Regions from separate parts of the Homo sapiens genome. Here region 1 is linked to region 2. Evidence: chromatin contacts called from ENCODE Hi-C or POLR2A ChIA-PET data. All regions are on one chromosome and are shown on one strand. The core of a region is the stretch at or near the end of the contact, and the rest is flanking DNA. Distances in the headings are between cores, read along the strand shown.

Evidence for each region. A loop is a pair of places that touch in the nucleus more often than their neighbours do. ChIA-PET counts read pairs that join two places held with the same protein, here RNA polymerase II (POLR2A). Pooled maps may share reads with other maps.
Region 1: a pooled map shows a loop between it and region 2 (6-fold over the local background). The contact joins the promoter of NMT1 here to the promoter of LSM12 in region 2. A Hi-C loop is called at or near these places in 1 of 168 maps with a recorded cell type or tissue (CD8-positive, alpha-beta T cell), 1 of 37 single-sample maps with no recorded cell type and 8 of 50 pooled maps. POLR2A ChIA-PET finds 5 or more read pairs at or near these places in 3 of 52 experiments (GM12878, PC-9 and activated naive CD4-positive, alpha-beta T cell).

The regions. Positions count from the first base shown.
Region 1 is chr17:45,059,148-45,062,685 of GRCh38, reverse strand. It overlaps NMT1 (N-myristoyltransferase 1), which reads right to left and starts at 1,369. Exons shown (of 12, transcript NM_021079.5): 1 at 1,226-1,369. The coding sequence starts at 1,356. It also overlaps a transcript of DCAKD not described here. RefSeq lists enhancers at 929-1,008, 951-1,245, 1,099-1,458, 606-1,597, 1,559-1,738 and 1 more.
Region 2 is chr17:44,064,766-44,068,155 of GRCh38, reverse strand. It overlaps LSM12 (LSM12 homolog), which reads left to right and starts at 1,485. Exons shown (of 5, transcript NM_001371445.1): 1 at 1,485-1,692. The coding sequence starts at 1,569. RefSeq lists silencers at 1,403-1,522, 1,813-1,952.

The DNA of each region.
Region 1 (3,538 bases), core at 120-2,619, 990 kb before region 2:
ATACAGGTTTGTAGCCTAGGAGCAATAGGCTGCTGCATGTTACTGAGTACTGCAGGCAACTATAATACAATGGTAAGTATTTGTGTATCTAAGCATACCTAAACATAGAAAGGATACAATAAAAATATGTACTATAATCTTGTGGGACCATCTCTTCTACGCAGTCCTTGGTCTTTATACCTTTATATCTGCACTGCCACCAATACTGCGAATAACAAGCTGGCTACGAAAATCAGACTACCTCAGACTCAGCAAGTTATACACCCAAAAATCTCTCACGACTTTCAGTTTAAAAATATATCTACAAATATAGACAGGAAGATGGGGAGAGACAGCGTGAGTGCCAGTGCCAGGCACTAACCATGTGAAGAAAGATGAATAAGCTGTGGCTTACAGAAGTAAAAACTAATTTGGGAAAAGAATTCAACATTCAAATGCCTGGTGTGTTTCTTCATCCCTAGGAACAAATAGTAACTAATGGCAAGACCCTAAAGTACAGGATAGGCAGTATGGAGCCCGAGGATTCCAAATACTCTCCAAGAAACAACATCGCTCATTTCTTGAAGCCTGGGGCTGCTCTGCAAAGGTAACAAGGCAAAGATGTTCGAAGACTTAATTATATTAATATATCGTTCAGGATACTTATGGATTATTTGGAGCAATGGAAACTATGTAAATCAAAGCATTACCATACCGTTAATTACATAGGTTTATAAGGTGAGTTTATATTTTGGGATTCTCTGGTAGTGATATTTTACAATATAATTATACATACAGTTTGTATAGTCTGATGAGTTTCCTCACTGAGGGTGAACTGCTGCGAAATGTTTTATGATTCGTTTATTGCTAGTCACGTTGTTCAAACAACACGTCTATAAGTAACGTTCCCTTTGAACTGTACTGTTACTAGACTGTCCTGTGTTGTACCATCGAAAACCATCGTCCAACATGCTCTTTTCCCAGGAATGGCCTGAAGCACACGAGTGGAACACTGCATAGAACTTTTATATAATAAAAGTACTGAACGTCTCCGGCCCTTAATATCCAGAGCACCCACCCTTGGTAAATGACAAAGGCAATAACCAATCGCCAGGCAGAATCCTAGTGACTTAGCCAATAAGAACATGAGGGTGGGGCTAGACTAAGCTCCCGGTGACTTCCCCGCACCCCAGAGACCCAGGTTGTGGGAGGCTGGACGGGAATTGGACTCCGAGGATTTCGTTACCCCCGGTTGTAGCTGTTGTCCTCCTCATTCTCGCAATCGCTGCAGTGCTCATGGCCGTTCCCGTTCCCTTCCATCATCTGCGGCAGCGGAGGTGCCGGCGGCTTCACTGCTGTCTCACTCTCGTCCGCCATCTTGAGTTGCGAGAGCAGGGCTCCGCGCCCCACTACATGGGGGGTTCCTATTGGACAAGGGGAATTTGCGCTGCATTCTGGGTTTTGTAGTTTTTCTGGCGAAGCGAGCTGCCACTAGGAGCGACTCTTTCCCAGGAAACTGACTACAATACCCAGGAATCACGAGGGACGGCTCCGGTCGGATTAAGAGGCGGGGCCACTGATACCCGGAAGCCTAGGCATTCGGCCACGCTTTGAGGAAAGAAGGGGCGCAAGGTTGGTGGGACCGACCCTTGGGAACCGGGCGGCCGCCTGGCATGATGGGAGTTGTAGTTCGATGCTGGTTTAGGGTTTCAGGCGTGGAGGTTCCAAAATCCGAGGTTTGATTTCAGCCTGCCCTTGCCAGTGCCTGGGCCGCTGGGAGCCGTTATTGGCTGCCGTTAAGGACCGTTACGTTTCCCGGGTAAGTGAAAGGGCCTGAGGCCCGCGGGTGCTACCTGCCTGGAGCCGGAATGCCCCAGGCCTTCTTAGAGTGGGCTTTTCCGCAAGAAGCCTAGTTGACTCCTGGCCGCCTTCCTCACTCGGGAGTCTGGGCAACCTGCGGTCATTGGCAGTTCAAGGTCTCATGAGAGGCAGTGGATTTTTTTGTGCGAAGCACTGACCCTAAGCCAGGAGACCACACTGCTAGGGAGGCAGGGCTCGCCGCCTCATCTTGGCCTCCAGGTACTTATCTTCGCCAAGCTCTTTCGCGCACACGTGGTCCCTTTAATTCCCCACAAGAATTTTCCACAACGACCCTTTTTTTCTTTTCTTTTCTTTCTTTCTTTCTTTTTTCTTTTTTAAATACGGCCGCCTTCTGTCGCCCAGGCTGGAGCGCAATGGCTCAAGATCACAGCTCACTGCAATCAAGGTATCCTCCCACCTCAGCCTCCCAAGTACCTAGGACTATAGGCATGAGCCACCACACCCGGATAATTTATATATTTTTTGTAGAGACGAGGGTCTCGCCTTGTTGCCCAGGCTGGTCTCGAACTCCTGGCCTCTAAGGATCTTCCTACCCCAACCCCGCAAAGTGCTGGGATTACAGACGTGAGCCACGGCACCCAGCCCACATCAACTCTTTCTTTAATAAGTGCCAGACTCTGTAGTAAGGCATTTCGTACATTATCTCATTTAATCCTCTCAACAAGTCTACAATATAGGTCCTATTATTATTATTCAACCTTTGTTTTGTTTTGTTTTGTTTTGAGACGGAGTCTCTCTCTGACTCCCAGGCTGGAGTGCAGTGGTGCGATCTCGGCTCACTGCAACCTTCGCCTCCTGGGTTCAAGCGATTCTCTTGCCTCGGCCTCCTGAGTAGCTGGGATTAAAGGCGCACGCCACCACACCTGGCTAATTTTTGTATTTTTAGTAGAGACGGGGTTTCACCATGTTGGTCAGGCTGGTCTCGAACTCCTGACCTCGTGATCTGCCCATTTCGGCCTCCCAAAGTGCTGGGATTAGAGGTGTGAGCCACCGTACCTGGCCATATTGACCTTTTTGACAGATGAAAAAATGTGGCCCTGAGAGGTTGGTAAATTGCACAGTCACATAGCTGGTTAAGTGGCAAATCGGTATACAAATCCAGATCTGTGTGCCCCAGGCCCTCTGAATTCTTTGCCACCATAAAAGTCCCATTTTCTGATACACTATTCACTCAAGGAAATCAGTTACTAAAAGGTAACTGTGACTCCAGTGCGTATTCTATATCAGGGGAAAAAAGGTAACTGCCACATTTTAATCTGTTTTTAACCTTGATTGAATGTTTCAGTCCCTGAGTCTCACTCTTTTGATTGAGTAATCTCGCCTAAGTGCCCAAAGACATGGTTCCCATTCTTGGAAATTTCCTATTCGGGTTGAGTGTGGTGGGTGATGAGAGGACTAATTCTTACCATCAGAGTGCTCCATGGCCAAAAAGGGAAATGATCTTTGCCTTTGGGAAAGATCTCAACATGGGAAGAATGGCAGGGCGGGAAGAAACAGTTCCCATCTGACTCAGGGAAAGAAAACACAAATAAAACACAGAACTAAATATAGTCAACTCTTTCTTTCTTTTTTTTTTCTGAGACGGAGTCTCGCTCTCTTGCTCTGTCGCCCAGGCTGGATTGCAGTGGCGCGATTTTGGCTCACTGCAAGCTCTGCCTCCCGGGTTCACGCCATTCTC
Region 2 (3,390 bases), core at 236-2,735:
CAATACTTCCAACACCAGGAAGTTTATGTTTCTTGGAGGGCAAGGAAATACTTTTGAACTTTGTTCAGGTTAAGCCGCGCCAAGACTGGCCCTTTGCTTCCCTCTGGACTAGAGAAAGGTCAACCTGTTTCTTATACATGAAGCGAGGATCCAAAATTTCTATAGTGAGCGGTGGGTGGGTTAGCGACAGCCATTGGTGGTAGTAGGGCTTGAAAATGCACGCTCATAGTCCTTTGCATAAGATTAAGAAAACGACTGTTTTGTACATCAGACGGACATTCAAGGGCAGGGGCGCAAAACCCCTCCTCCAAGCCCCTTTTTGTCACTATCCGCTGCTCCTCATTCCTGCCTTTTGCCTGGCTTTCTGGGAGAGAGGGCAAAAAGGGAGAAGGGGAAGTGTCTTGACTTCTAAGAGTGATGGGTGACTAAGGGGGAACTACCATTTATTAAAGACCTAGTACATGCCATGCACTTATACCCGTTACCGCATTTAAACCTCCTAACTATGAGGTAGGTATTATTATGTAACAGAGTATAGCAGTAAATAGCACCGTCCTTGGAAATAGGCAGACTGTTTTTGCTAGTTGTGGAACCGTGGACAAGTTTAGTCTAAAACTTAGTTTATGTAAAAGGAGGACATTGATTCCTACCTCAAAGGGCTGTTAGATGCTCAAGAAGTGACAATACAAATGCCTATGAAGAAACAGGATCAGGTAATTTGCTTGCTCAAGGTCAGGTGATTTAGTAAGAGGCTGACCTCGGATTCTGGTTCCAGCTTATCTAACTCCACAGCCAATGTTCTTTCCACTATCACTCAGTAGTTATAATCATCTTTTTTTGTTTGTTTGTTTGTTTTGAGACAGAGTCTCGCTCTGTTGCCCAGGCTAGAGTGCAGTGGCACAATCTTGGCTCAGTGCAACCTCCGCCTTCCAGGTTCAAGAGATCCTCCAGCCTCAGTCCCCCTAGTAGCTGGGATTACAGGCACGCGCCACCGTACCCGGCTAATTTTTGTATTTTTAGTAGAGACGGGGTTTCACCATGTTGGCCAGGCTGGTCTCGAACCCCTGACCTCAGGTGATCCACCCGCCTCGGCCTCCCAAAGTGCTGGGATTACAGGCGTGAGCCACCGCTCCCAGCCTTATAATCATCTTGTCCAAGTATCGTTAAGTCCTCTGAGGCTCTGATTCCTCATATGCAAAATGGGGTTAACATATTTTATAAAATTCATTCATTAAACTCTTGTGTGGAAGGTGTGCATATAATGGAGACTGCAGCTCCCTCCTCTTTCCCCTTTTCATTCCACGTAGGTCATTTATCCTTAACTTCTAAAATGGACTCTACAAGCACTTAACCGAGCGGACGCAGCTATACAAATACTTTTCAGATTCCCCTTTATTTCCTCTTCTTTCCCACTCCACCTAGGATCCCGCCCCAACCAGCGCCAGGCCACGCCCCGGCGTGTGACGCAAGCACGCTCCGTGCGCGCCGTCGCGTCGCGGCGCTCACTGGGGGCCCGGCTTTCGCCCGCTGCTGCCGCCGCCGCCGCCGGCCGCGGCTGCACTCCCAAGATGGCGGCTCCTCCGGGCGAGTACTTCAGCGTTGGGAGCCAGGTGTCGTGCCGGACGTGCCAGGAGCAGCGGCTGCAGGGCGAGGTGGTAGCCTTTGACTACCAATCCAAAATGCTGGCTTTAAGTATCCTTCCCTGCGTGAAGCCCGAGTCCGGGCCGGCGTGTAGGTGCGGTGGTCGGGGGGTGGGGGACGACGGCGGCGGCTGGGGCTCTCTCCGGGCCTAGGGGCGACCGGCTACCGCGGCGCCCGGGGCGCATGCGCACGGCCCTGAGCTCCCCTCCCCCTCCCGCGGGCCCTTCGGTCAGCTTTGGGGATCCTGTCTCTCTCTCTTTGCGGGAGCTGGGGCTTTACCGAGGATCAGTGGGTGGAGGAGGGCTTGACACGGGGATGGCTTTTTGGGGGGAACGTTATGAGAGGGGACACAGTAATTAGGAGAGGGGGTGGTGGTGGGAGGGGGCTGATGGATTGGAGCCCGGATGGAAAGGAGGGGCGGGTGAAATATTATGGGGAGGGGTGTTTAGGGTAAGGAACTGCTGGTAGGGCAAAGGTATGGAATTTAGGAGGGCATGTGCACTGATGGGATTTCGTCCAAGGAAGGGCGGTGGGATGGTGACCAAATTGGTCCTTGCCTGTTTTGGGGGAGAGTAAGTTCAGGGCAGAGTTTGTATCTGAGCTAGGGATAGTGGCTTGTTTCGCTGATGCGTGTGTATGTGTGGTGGGGGGGCTGTGCTGATTTTTAGGCTTCTCGGTCATTTGGAAGTTGCTGTTTAGGGGATGTTTGCACTGGAAACCTGTTCCAGAGAGGGCTTGCCAGGGGCTTATGTGGTTTGGGGATGTGTGAGTTACAGGTGAAAGAGTGAAGTTCTCATGCTGCCTTGATCAGTCCAGCACATGGAGTCCTTTTACGTAGTAGCAGCCTCCCTTTTGAAAGTAGCAATGTTAAACTGATTGGAAAAGGTGGCCTGCTTCTTTGGGGTGGAAGTGACTTCTGAATTACTCCAGGAAACTCAGTCTTGGAAATGAAACACTTCCTTGTTGGGATAAATGTGCCACGGCTTCCCTTTTTATGTGAGCCACAGGTGGGTTTATTGGAATTTTTTTTTGGAGGAGTAATTTTTTATGGCATCTTTTTTTTTTTTTTTTTTTTAAGATGGAGTCTCGCTCTGTCGCTAGGATGGAGTGCGGTGGCGCAATCTCGGCTCACTGCAACCTCCGACTCCCTGGTTCGAGCGATTCTCCTGCCTCAGCCTCCGGAGTAGCTGGGATTACGGGCACGCGCCACCACGCCCAGCTAATTTTTGTATATGTTTTTTTTTAACAGAGATGGGGTATCACCATGTTGGCCAGGATGGTCTCGAACTTCTGACCTCGTGATCCGCTGGCTTCAGCCTCCCAAAGTGCTGGGATTACAGGCCTGAGCCACCGCCCGGCTTTTTTTTTTGTTGTGTTTTTTGAGACGGAGTTTCACTCTTATTGCCCAGGCTGGAGTGCAATGGCGTGATTTCGGCTTACTGCAACTTCCGTCTCCCGGATTCAAGCGATTCTTCTGCCTCAGCCTCCCGAGTAGCTGGGATTGCAGGCATACGCCACCGTGCCCGGCTAATTTTTTGTATTTTTAGTAGAGACGGGGTTTCACCGTGTTAGCCAAGATGGTCTCGATCTCCTGACCTCGTGATCCACCCGCCTCGGCCTCCCAGAGTGCTGGGATTACCAGCGTGAGCCACCGCGCGGCCTAAGAATAGTTGCTTTTTTAAAAAAATAAGAGGTTACACCTGGAAGAAATAAGACCTTTTACATTAGTGGTTTAGTTGGAAGGGTCTT